2 separate regions of the Homo sapiens genome follow, and region 1 is linked to region 2. Evidence: chromatin contacts called from ENCODE Hi-C or POLR2A ChIA-PET data. All regions are on one chromosome and are shown on one strand. The core of a region is the stretch at or near the end of the contact, and the rest is flanking DNA. Distances in the headings are between cores, read along the strand shown.

Region 1 (6,050 bases), core at 1,406-3,905, 110 kb before region 2:
AGGAAGGAAAGAAAGAAGGGAGGAGGAAAAGGGAGAACAAAAGAAGAGAAAATAAGTAAACGGGAAAGAGTGGGAACTTCAGGGCATTGTGCCAAACCTCTGATCCCAAGGCATCATCCTGGCCTGACGTGAACTTGAAATTCTCTGGACACGGGAAGCCAGGACCTCTGTGCACTAACCTTGCTAAAATTCTCTCCTGCCTCTGCACTTTGCCAAAGTTGAATTGAATAGCATCCATTCTTTTCAGTTTCCACCCTAGAGCAACATTTTCAGTAGTAGAGTTATTCTGGGTTCTACAGGCAACAGAAATCAATGTCTGCCTCGTCTCTTTGACCTTGCATGTGAAGGGGAGCTTTTTTAGGTGATGCAAGTACAAAGGGAGAGTGAAGCCATAGGCAATTTGGACTGCTAAATATAGAGTGGCGCTTTTAAAAATGCTGTCTTGGCCGCTCTGAGTGTCTGGAAAGACCTGCCGGTCACTGGCAAGGACAAAGGATCAGCTTTGACTGGACTATCTGAGGATTCAAGGACCTATATGGAATTGAGAAAGATTATTTGTAGCATATCTTTGGAAATTGCCATGGCCAATTATATGCATCTTGCCTCCTGGCATAATTTCCCTGCAGGTGACCAATATAACTGTTTTTATCCCTGTTTCACAGCAGCCCTGAAAGCAGCCTGGAGTGACTAATCTGGTTTTATAAAAAAGTGTTGGGGCTCAGGAAATGACTTCCCAAAATATGGAACTAAACAAAAAGTCTCAAGATCCCTCTGACCTTTCCCCGACCCCCATCTCTCACACCTTTGTCTCTCCCAAAGCAGATGACGAGGCTATTCTCTGAAGTTCCCTTATCTGCCCAGAAACCGGACTTCCAAAGAGAAATCCAATTGCCTGCAATCCCTTCCTGGAAATTTCATTAAGCAGGGAAGATTAAAACTCATCACAGAGAAAAAGACTAAAAATTAAACACCAAACCTAGAGCTCAGACAAACTTTGAACTGTGTTTGTTCTCCAGTCCCATTCAATTCCCTAAGAGAATTATTTAGTTATCCCTATCTGAATATTGGGTGCATTCATTCTCCCTAAAATTTATTTACTCCTGCATTCCCCTCACCCCTTCTCCTATGAAGAAAGGTTTATAAGCACCTGGACCCCATTGGATTATTGAATAATCATTCTCCTGCAATTCTCCCATGCTATACATGTTAAAATAGATGTGTATGCCTTTTTCTCCTATTAATCTGCCTTTTTTTAGTTCATTTTCAATGAACCTTCAGAGGATGAAGGGGAAAGCTGTCCTTGCTCACCCCTGCACAAGGTAAACAACAACTGTGAGCTAGTGTCATTGCCCTGGGCATAGCTGCCATATAAGGGCATCCTGGGGAAGAGCACGTTGCTATGAGAAGAGAAAGTGTTACGAAATGATAGAGCATGACAAAAAAAGAGCAGATTGTTCATAATGGTAATAAATTGCCTAGAAGCCAGTAAAGTGAACTCTTCAGCTAAAGTCACTCTAGGCCACACAGTGTCACTCAGTCAGGTCCCTTTTAGGTAATGGCAGAAACTGGAAATTGACAAGGAGTTATTTCTCTGTGATACAGCTTTTACCTCCTAGCCTGTCATGTGACTCCTACTCCAAAGTCAGGAAAACTGGTTGCTGAATCAAAGCCAATGAGCTGAGCTTCCTCGGAGGTCTCCACAGGTGAGTTGGGCATATGAATAAAGAGAAGAGCCTGATTTGGAATTGCATCATATCCAAACGCCTTTAACAAGATAGACAAAGCTTGCTTTTCATCAAAATAAAAATCTGCCACATGCTTCTATCCTTGTGTCATGGTACTAAATTGTGTACAAAGAAATATGCACAGGCATTTTCTTGCTTTCTTTCTTTTTTTTTTTCTTCTGTTTTTGAGACAGGGTCTTACTCTGTCGCCCACGTTGGAGTGCAGTGTCATGATCTTGGCTCACTGCGACCTCCGCCTCCCAGGTTCAGGTGATTCTCCTGCCTCAGCCTCCCAAGTAGCTGGGATTACAGGCGTCCGCCACCACGCCCAGCTAATTTTTGTATTTTTAGTAGAGATGGGGTTTCACCACATTGGCCAGGCTGGTCTCGAACTCCTGACCTCAGGTGATCCGCCCACCTCGGCCTCCCAAAGTGCTGGGATTACAGGCATGAGCCACTGTGCCTGGCCCATATTTTTGCTTTCTAAGATAACTGAGTCAGATACGAAATATGAGAGGCAAGATTTTATTATGGCACGAGTTCTGGTGCCTGAATAGGTTCAAATTCATTTCCATTTCTCATTTTCAAGGTGGCATTGGGCAAGTTGCTTAAGTTCTATGACTCATCTGAAAAAGGGAGGCAAAAAGAATGCTCATTCATAGATAGGGTTGCACTGAAGATTAAGTCAGTTAATAATGTGCAAAGTGTTCAGAAATGTATCTGGCATGTGGTAAATCATGGATAAACAGCTGATATTCTAAATGCACAGAGCATAGGGCAATTTGAAGACCTTAATTGTGCAGAGTTGTACAGACAGGGACAGGCACAGAAAGAATTCACCCATGATCTGCATTCACTCATGAATTCCAGCACTCACTCGTGACCGGAAGCCAGGGCCAGCTGTCCAGGAGAGCCTGTCATCCCTCAGGCAAGCACAACCAGATTCTGTGGGGTGCAGGTGTACCGCATGTACTTGGCAAAATGTTGCTCTTATTTGTATGAATGGAACAGGCTGTCTCATATACTGAACCATAACTTGCTATTGCCTGGTTCCTCTCTCCTAGAGAACTTCAAGGAGATTGTGGTGGGCAAATCAGATGATGCCAAAACTCAGATATTTAGGGCCTAATGAATGCCCAGAAGGAATAGGAGTTGGCACTTGCCAGGTTTCTGTCTTTGAACCAAGTGCCAAATGTTTGAACAGTTTTCATAAGTATGTCCCAAGTCCTTCCCTTGATGTGTTAGACACTTTAGTGACAGCAGTGTGGCTGTGCAGATGAGTCCTTGGATTGAGCACAGTGTGGCTGACATGTGACTGTAGGCACTTCGGGGCAGACAGAATTAAAGGTATCCAAGTCTTATGCAGAGGGAGCTGTAGGTTTTGTCCTTAGCTCTGGGCCTTCCAGAACAAAGATCAGATCAAATAAGGTAGTTAATGATCCTTCCTGGCAGGAGGTTCCTTTAACTCATTGAAACAGTGTCTGGAAAGGTAGGATAAGGAACCTAGATACAGTATCCTGAATAGGATTACAATTGCATGAACCCATAGGACATCCATTCATTCGGCCAACAAATACTTATTCAGTGCTGACTATTCAAAAGGCACTGAGGTAGATACTCAGGTGGTTCAAATTTTCTTTGGCAAGATATTGAGCCTCTAAAAACAGTCACCAATAAAGGCACAGCCAGCAGCCAAGCAGTCCTGGAGTAGTGACTCCTATCCCCTAATGGAAGGGACCACCCACATTCTATGGTGATTGGTATCTCTGGAGCTGCTTGAAAGTGGTTCTTAGGGACACAAAATCTCCATTTAATAGTCTTATTTACTTGAAATAAATATATACACTGAAGCACAGCAGGCATCCCAGCTAGTATTGAGAGATCCACAGAAAGAACTCCAAAGTTTAAGCTGTTAATACTGTTGATCAGGTGATTTCTCTTGCCATACCTCTAAAGTTAGCTGAGATTCTCTTTGGAAGAGGATCACAAATAAGAGGGAGGGATTGTTAACGTTGTTTAGGAGCTGAATTATCATCAATTATCATCAAGAAGCTTGACTCTTCAGAGGGCTCAAGGATTAAGGCAAATTAAAATGCTTTCTTCTTCATCCTACCAAGAAGTTGAGTGTTCTTTCTTTATTCCTTTAATTGGTAAAAGAGTTTTATTTTGGCTTTATTTTATTTTATTTAACCTCTAAAAACCTGGAAATGTCATTTTAAAGCCTTGACATCAAAAGGTGACAGAGTCTCAGTGATGGGATGTGAGAAATATACTCTGCTGAGATCTACACAGAACTTTCCTCAAATCTTTACGCATGTAAATCCTTCAGTGCTCCATACTTCATATTTTTTTAAAAAGTACTAGAGGTAGAAATCTGTAAATTTAGTTCCTTGGAAATTGGAAAGAATTGTCTCTAAAAACTGATAATCAAGTTCTTAGTCCTCAAAAGTATATTTAAAGAAAACAGAATCATTCTAAAAAACCTAATCCCTATTTTTGAGATAATAATAGGGGAAGAGGCTGGGCGCAGTGGCTCACACCTGTAATCCCAACACTTTCGGAGGCCGAGGCAGGTGGATCACCTGAGGTTGGGAGTTCGAGACCAGCCTGACCAACACGGGGAAACCCCTCTACCAAAAATACAAAATTAGCCTGGCGTGGTGGCACATGCCTGTAATCACAGCTACTCAGGAGGCCGAGTCAGGAGAATAGCTTGATAGAGAGCCTCTAAAAGGACTCCCAGTTATCCCTGGCTCTGGACATTTATGCCTTTAAGCAAGACCCTCTCCTTGAGTGTGGGCAGGAGCCTAGGGACTCACTTGTAATAAACAGAATATGACAAAAGTGCTGACTATTCAAAAGGCATAGCGGATGTCCTTTCTCACATTAGGTTACAAAAAGACTGTGTAACCTAATGTGTAAACTGCCACCTCCCCACTTGCCTCAGATATCCCTCTGATCCTCACTCTATGGAAACCAAGCTGCTATGTTGTGAGTAGTTCCATTGAGAGACCTGCATATCAAGGAATTGATGTCACCAGCCAACAGCTGGCGAGGAACTGAAGCCCACCTGCTGGCTATTTGGCTGGTGACATCAATTCCTTGATATGCAGGTCTCTCAGTAGAACTACTCACAATATAATGTGTGAGTTAGAAGCACATCTTTCCCCAGGCAAGCTTTCAGATGAGACCACAGCTTCAGCCAACAGCCTTGTGAGAAACCTGGAGCAGAGGACCCAGCTAAGCTGCACTCAAATATCCAACCCACAAAAACTGTGAGATAATAAATGTTTTTGTTGTTTTAAGCCACTAAGTTTTCAGATAATTTGTGACACAACGATAGATAATGAATGCAACTATCAAGCCCTTAGAAGTGTTTTTAGCAGCATACTGGTGGTTTCTTGATACAGTATTTTGGTTAAGAATATAGTTTCTGAAGCCTATTTGTCTGGAATTAATTTTCACCCCTAAATCTTGTCATTTGTACAACCCTGGAAAACTTACTTAGCTTTTCAGTGTCTTAATTTTTAAAACTTTAAAATGAAGATAATAACTGATAGGGTTATTGTGAGAATGAAATGAGTCACTACATGTGAAATATTCTAAGAACTCAAACTCAGTAACTATGAGCTACAATTATTTTGATCCTCACAATAATTTTGTAAGGTAGTTAATGTTATTCTTCTTTAGTAGACAAGAAAATTGAGACCTAACCAGAAACTTGTATGCAAAATAGAACCTTCTCACTTACCTGAATATGCAAAAATCAACTTGAAATTGATCACAGACCAAAATGTAAGAGCTAAGACAGTAAAACTTACAGAAAAAACTTAGGAGAAAATCTTTGTGACCTTGTATTAGGCAAAGATATCTAGGTGTTTTTCTGCCTACTGGCTATTCTGAATAATGCTGCTATGAGGATGGATGTACAAGTATCTCTTTGAGATGCTGCTTTTAGTTCTCTGGGGTAACATATCCAGACCTGAGATTGCTGGACCATGAGGTAGTTCTATGTTTAGTTTTTTGAGGAACCTCCATACTGTTTTCCACTGTTTTACATTCCCCAAGAGCACAAGGGTTCCGATTCCCCAAAAGTGCACAAGCTTTCTGATTTCTCTCCATCCTTGCCAACAAGGCAACATAGCAAGACCTTGTCTTTACAAAAACTTTGTTTTTTAGTTAGCTTGGTGAAACAGTGTGCACCTGTAGTCCCAGCTGCTCAGGAGGCTTGAACCCAGGAGATCAAGGCTGTAGTGAGCTATGATCATGCCACTGTACTTCAACCCAGGCAATAAACTCTGTCTCCAAAAAAAAAAAAAAAAAGGG
Region 2 (6,073 bases), core at 1,929-4,428:
TTTACTCAGTTCCTTCCAGAAACGGAAGTTTGTACATTCTGGGGTGAGAAGATTCTGACATAAAAGCACTCATGGGCCTGTGTTACAACAATGACTACCAATAACAGCATCTTTGTAATGCTCATTGTTAGCATTCTGAATAAGTCAAGGATTGACTGTACTGATTAATTAGGTAACAATTATCTCAGTGATTTGCCTTCAAAAGGACTAGAAGTGTTAAGAAAAGAAAAAAAAAAAGCACAACATGTCTAATATCCACCCAAAAAACGAAAAGCGATTGCAACTCATTTTATTTGGTTGGCGCTTTTCCAGAAAATATTTTCCTAGTAATGAAGCACATCAGCTTTACTCTAAAAAATTGTCTGCTTCCAGCAAGTGATTTAAAATATTGTTTGTTTCCAGCACACAATTTAACATCTCTTTATTTCCCCTTGTAGGGAAGAAAAGATTTCTCACCCATTATAAGATTCATGGCCAGGGCACCTATGATAATTTGAAGACTTTAAAAAACATCAAATGAATCAAATAATGGGTAATTATAATTTTGAAACCTTAAGAAATATCAAATGTGTCAAATAATGGGGCAGTACAAAGCCAACAGAAGAGTACTTTTCATTTAGAATAGTTGTATTCATATAACAAGAATTCATTGATGTGCTAACTTTACAAACCAAGAGGCACCTTTTTCATTTAGTTTATCCTTAAGTGCCCCTTGCACTGATTTCTTAAATGAACACTTGTTTTGCATGAATACAGACTTTCTTAGGAACTACAAAGCAATCTGAATACCAATAATAAGACGTCTATTCCCACCCCACCCCTTTCTTAAACAGAAACTATCCCTTTTTCTAATTCTCCTCTGGGAAGAATATTTCATCTATTCAAGATTATAAACTAATTTTTAACATTTAATTAGACAATATGATGTTAAGACTATACATGAGTCACGAAAAATCCCACCCAGATAAAAGCAAACCTTTTTCCTCAAAACTGTTCTTATTCTTGTTCTATCCTCACAATATCATTAGTAAGAAAACACCACACGCTATAAGCATCCTTCGAAATGTTTACCCAACATTGTGACCCAGTTGTAAACTTTCTGTAGCCCCATGGAAACACTTACTTCTGGGAAGAATGAATGACTCTCAATATAGCACAAATATACTCCAAAGGAAAGGCATGGTGACTCCTAAATGATCTGAGGAACAGAGGACTAGGTAAAGACAATGGAGGCAGAGTTATGGAAAGAAAAATTAAATTGTATTGGCAAGGGAACAGGCATTCTTTGGAAAGTGAGATAACAGGTCTGTCTTGTCTAGCGCTACATTTAACAGTTTTTTAGATCTCACAATACAAGCTAGAATTCCACTTCTGTTTATTTCAGGGTAGATTTACATCAGTTTAGTAATTCACCCCAGACCTCTGAATAATTGTTTCATGTGATCTACATGAATAGTGTATTATTACTCATTACCAAGTAATTACCAAGATAGTCAACAAGATATAGCCCAAAGGGAATTATACACAATAATTTGGGTGGTGGAGGGGGGTGGGGAGGAAGGAAGAGTTGGGAGTCACACAAAGGGATGTGATTCACCTGTAAAGGTTGAGGGTGGGGGGTTACAAAGTGGTCCTGGCAGAGAAATCACAAGGCCCAGGTTCCAGGACGACACTGGTAACTAGGAAGTGTGTGACCTTGTGCATGACGAGATGGATTATTTCAAAGATTGGATCTCATAGATCAAAAGAAGGGACTGTGCTGAACGCTCTTTCAGATTCCTCCCACTGTCCAAATACCAATTGATATCTCCACTCTGGGTATGTGCCTTACTAGGTCCGGCTGGGGAAATTCGGCCTTCATTCATCTGATCTGGCACAGTGACCGAGCCCTGGGGCATGCGCCCGGCCTCATCTTTCACCTGAGGAGGCTCCTCCATGGCCGGGCGCCCCGCGGGTGAGTCGTACGGGGACGTGGCGCTTCGAAGTTTATGGGGAGCCTCGCACACCTCAAGTTGAAGGAACTGCTGAATCAGGGTGCCCCAATTAAGTCAGATCTTAGGCAATCCTATGGTTCCTTTACTCTCCCTCACCCTTCCTCCTACTCTGAAAAGAAACCGGATCGGCCTGTCCGCCCAGAGGTCACCTGGGAAGAGCAGAGTGATGTCACTCGGCTACCCCCAAAACTGCCTCCAAGGTACAAAAGAGCTGGAATATCTGTGCATGGTCCAAAGGGACGGCACACTCCGGAAGGTGACCCTTTAGAAGGTATTATTACCAGACTGCAGCCTCGGCCTCTGGGATGGGTGCGGGAGGAAGGTGGTGAGTTTCCATCATCCCGCTGCCTTGCCGCACGGCGGCCAGGTGCTGCTACACATTCAAACCCGACAGTTTGGCTTAGTGGGTTGCGAAAAAAGAACTCAAGGGGAGGAAGCACCTGCAGCCACCCAGGCCGAAGTTAGGGACCACTTCCCCAGAGTTACGGACGGCAACAACCAAGTCACGTCTGGAGTCACCTCTCTGGCTTCCGGCTCCGCAGGGCTTGCCCTCCCGAGTCACCCAGGCAGAGGCCGGGGACGCCAGTAAGGGGAAGGTCGGAGGGTCGGGAGGACAGTGAGGGGAGGCGGGCTGGAGGAGCCGGGATGGCGAAAGGTGGGGGGTGGGGTGGGAGGGTTAGAGGGGCCCGGGGCGCCGGGGCCGGGGTGTGTGGGTTGTGGGCGAGGTGGCCGGGGCGGCCAGGGGGCGCGCAGGATACCCTACCTGTGGTGGAGAGCACGGTGCTGGCGAAGAAGAGCGCGGAGGTGAAGTCCCAGTTCCAGTTGCCCGAGGCGTTGCTGAGCACCGACACGCCGTAGTTGCTGGCCTCCAGCACCCGGCCCAGGAACTGCTCCAGCTGCTGCTCAGACAGGCACTCGTGCTCCTCCAAGAAGCGTCGCTTCAGCTTGCGCAGCTCCTGGCGCAGCAGGTCCTCATAGGGCAGCTCCACCGAGGAGAAGACCACTGCGCCGAAGACCAGGTAGAGCAAGTAGCCCAGCACCAGGAAGCCGAAGCACCAGGCCGAGCGGTGCCGCTCCACCAGGCGCACGCACGAGCTGCCGGCCAGGGACTGCAGCATCTTCTCCACCGCCGCCGCCAAGGCCAACGCCGCAGACCGGCCGGAGCGCGGCCCGCCGCCTCTTCTGGCCCCGCCGCCCCCGCCCCCGCCCGGGCCTGGCTCCCGCCCGCCGCCCGCTCCCCCGCGCGCCCGCCCGCCCCGCTCCTCCGGGCAGCGCCGTCTTCCTGCGATTGGCTCTCTCGGGCGATGTTTTTCTTCCTTCTTTTCCTGTTTCCTTGCAATATAAAAAGCCCAGATGATGTGGCGCTGACGTGGTTGCCGGCTCAGGTAACCCGAGAGTCAGCGGAGACCGCGCGCAAACTTGGCCAGAGCGCCTGGGCTGGGCTGCCGGGGCCCGGGACGCACCGCCTTCTGCGCACTCCAGAGGTGGGGCGGGCGCTCGGTGGCGCCCAGACCCCGACCCGACAGCCACCAGCTCCTCCCGCTCCCTCCCTTCCTGGGTCCAGTAGCCAAACTCTAGCTGACCGCGCGCGGCGTGTGCGTGTGTGTGTGTGTGTGTTCGCGCGCGTGTAGTGTGGGCCGCTTCTGGTCAATGCGCTGGCCGTCCAAGCCCCCTGTCCAAGCTACTCTTGTTTCCCACTTATTTTCTCCCAATCAAAGCCAGTATTACAAAACAGCAAGCGCTGAAGTACTTTCCTTCTTTGTCTTATTGGTCGAAGGATTGAGCAATCTGGTGCCAGTAATGACGGTGAAAATACCAGAACATCAGAGTTGGAAGGCTCCTTGAATCAGTCTCCTCTCTCCCACCCATCCCCCTCACAAAAAGGACTTGAGGGAAAAGGAGAGTCTCAGAGAAGTCCTATTTCTGAGTTCGAATTTTCTAAAACATGACCTTAGGTTTTTTGGTGAAAAAACATCCCAAATGTGTCAACTGCCAGAAGAAACTGAGCTTTCCCAACTGTCACTTCTTTTTAAAGTGACAAAAATGTGGGCGAGGGTCAGCGAGCCGCCTGCTTGTGGATGAAAATAAAAATTGGTACACCCTTTCTGGAAAGGCAATTTAGCGACACGTCTCAAGAACCTTGAAAGGGTTTATTTGTTCTGATTCAGTGATATGTCCTAAGAAAAAACAATCAGAGAGGCACTTACTTACAAAGACTGGTCATAGACGGTATCTATATATACATACATGTAGTTGTATAATATAGTGCATACACATGTGGGACACACACACACACACACACACACACACGGTATAGATGAAATAATGAAGACTCAGAACAATCTAAATATTCCAAAATAGAGAATGGTTAAATAAGTTATGGCATCTCTACAGCATGGACACCATATAGACATTAAACACATTAAAGTTGTGTCTAAAGACTATTGAAGCAAAACTGTGTAGAATCTCAAATATGTAAAATATTTGTATTTTGTTACAAAATAAAATGACATCTGCATTATTAATCAACTGCATAGGAATAAAACTATCTCCTTGCAGTTGTCTTTGGGTAATAGTAGAGTATATAGATGACTTTCCTTTCTTGTACCTTTTAATATTTTTCAAATTTTCTACAGTGGATATATATTATTTTTGTAATCAGGAAAAACATTTAAAATACACAAAACTGAATTGTACAATTAATCATTCCAACACCTAGCTGAACATTTGCCTACTTTACTGAAGTTCTCTAAACAAGTCATATTTTGTATTTTCATAGAAACTTGTGCAAATGTCTAACATATATATCAGTGATTTTTCACTTTTAGTCAATAGCCTTACCTCCTACGTTACTCAAAAGATTGAAGCCAGCCCTCCACTTTACTTCTCTGTACTTCAAAATTTACTCATCGGTAATCCATTTCTTCCCTTTGCTCTTACCCCTAAGGAAAAAATGTACCTCCTTATTTTCAAGGTGAAAGGAAGCACTTACCACTCTCAGTCCTTCCGCCTCTGGGAACCCTTCCCCATCAGCAAGTGCCCTACTCTTTTAGAACTTGAATTCCTCCTTCTCCCTCAAGTCTCCATCCTACAATGTCCTTCCCTGTCCTGCTCTGTAACCCTTGCTTGCCCTATCCTATCCTTGATCTTTGCCTATTTGCCCTGTTCAGAGACCTCTTCATTCATGAGGCTACCCCCGGCCGTAGCAGACCCTCAGAATTCTCCTCCTGCCTGTCATGATCATTTTTCTCCCTATGTCTCTGCTCACCTGATTCCTTCTGCTTGGACAGTTCCTCCTCCATCTCCATCTGTAACACAGTTTATATCCTTCAGGACCTGGCTCACTCATGAAACCTGTGATTCCCCAACAGGATGTGAGTTCCTCTTCCCAAGACATACAACCCTTTGAATGCCAGATTGTGTGGGGTACTTGTGATGAACTGCAGGTGCAGGTGTGGTTATATCATCACACTCAAATATACATACATGTATTGTGGGAAAAAGAGTTTCTGGAGTGCCAGTTGAGTTGTTCTCCCCTGTGTGAGACACCCATGGGGAGCCATGGGTGACCTCTGAGGAGAAAAGTCTCCTTATTGCCTTCATGTCTTTATGCCCTGAGAGCATAACTGCTCGGGGGCATTCCACAGGCTGCTCAGGGAGATAACACGCCCTGGAAGCAGTGGAGTATAATCAAACATCTTGGCTCCTCCTGAAACCCGCTCCCACCCCTTTCAGTCCCAATAAGTTAAAGATCTTAAGTAGTTTAGACACACGCAATCTTAAGTAGTTTAGACACACGCCTTTGCTCAAGGAAATTCACAGAGACCACCACTGCTGTACATCTTATTGAATGACTCACAAGTTCTCCTTCACTGATTAATCCTTTTCCTCATCCCTTCCTCCCCCTCCCATCTGCCCTAAGAACAAAGAGCTTGTAAAACAATAAATTAGTTGGAGCCCAAGAGCTCTGGGCCATGAGCAAGCCTCCTACACAACGGTCCCCTGGACCCACCTTTTAAATGCTTATTCTGCCTCTTTCTAACTCCTGTGTCTCCGCTGGACTCGGGGTACCCGCCGGT

Evidence for each region. A loop is a pair of places that touch in the nucleus more often than their neighbours do. ChIA-PET counts read pairs that join two places held with the same protein, here RNA polymerase II (POLR2A). Pooled maps may share reads with other maps.
Region 1: a loop to region 2 is called in a map of MCF 10A, with 2.9 times the contacts of the local background. The contact joins the enhancer-like site here to the promoter of KCNK1 in region 2. A Hi-C loop is called at or near these places in 3 of 168 maps with a recorded cell type or tissue (MCF 10A and heart left ventricle) and 11 of 50 pooled maps. POLR2A ChIA-PET finds 5 or more read pairs at or near these places in 3 of 52 experiments (H1, MCF 10A and WTC11).

What each region holds. Positions count from the first base shown.
Region 1 is chr1:233,716,781-233,722,830 of GRCh38, reverse strand. No RefSeq gene overlaps it. Among named protein-coding and RNA genes, the nearest start is that of MIR4427, 96 kb to the right of the region's middle. Within about 2 kb of position 2,655, at least 2 of the 41 ENCODE cell types and tissues checked have a DNase peak (open chromatin) inside an H3K27ac peak, as active enhancers do.
Region 2 is chr1:233,611,211-233,617,283 of GRCh38, reverse strand. It overlaps KCNK1 (potassium two pore domain channel subfamily K member 1), which reads right to left and starts at 3,178. Exons shown (of 3, transcript NM_002245.4): 1 at 2,758-3,178. The coding sequence starts at 3,112. RefSeq lists enhancers at 2,152-2,211, 3,400-4,052 and silencers at 2,682-2,741, 3,082-3,151, 3,512-3,611.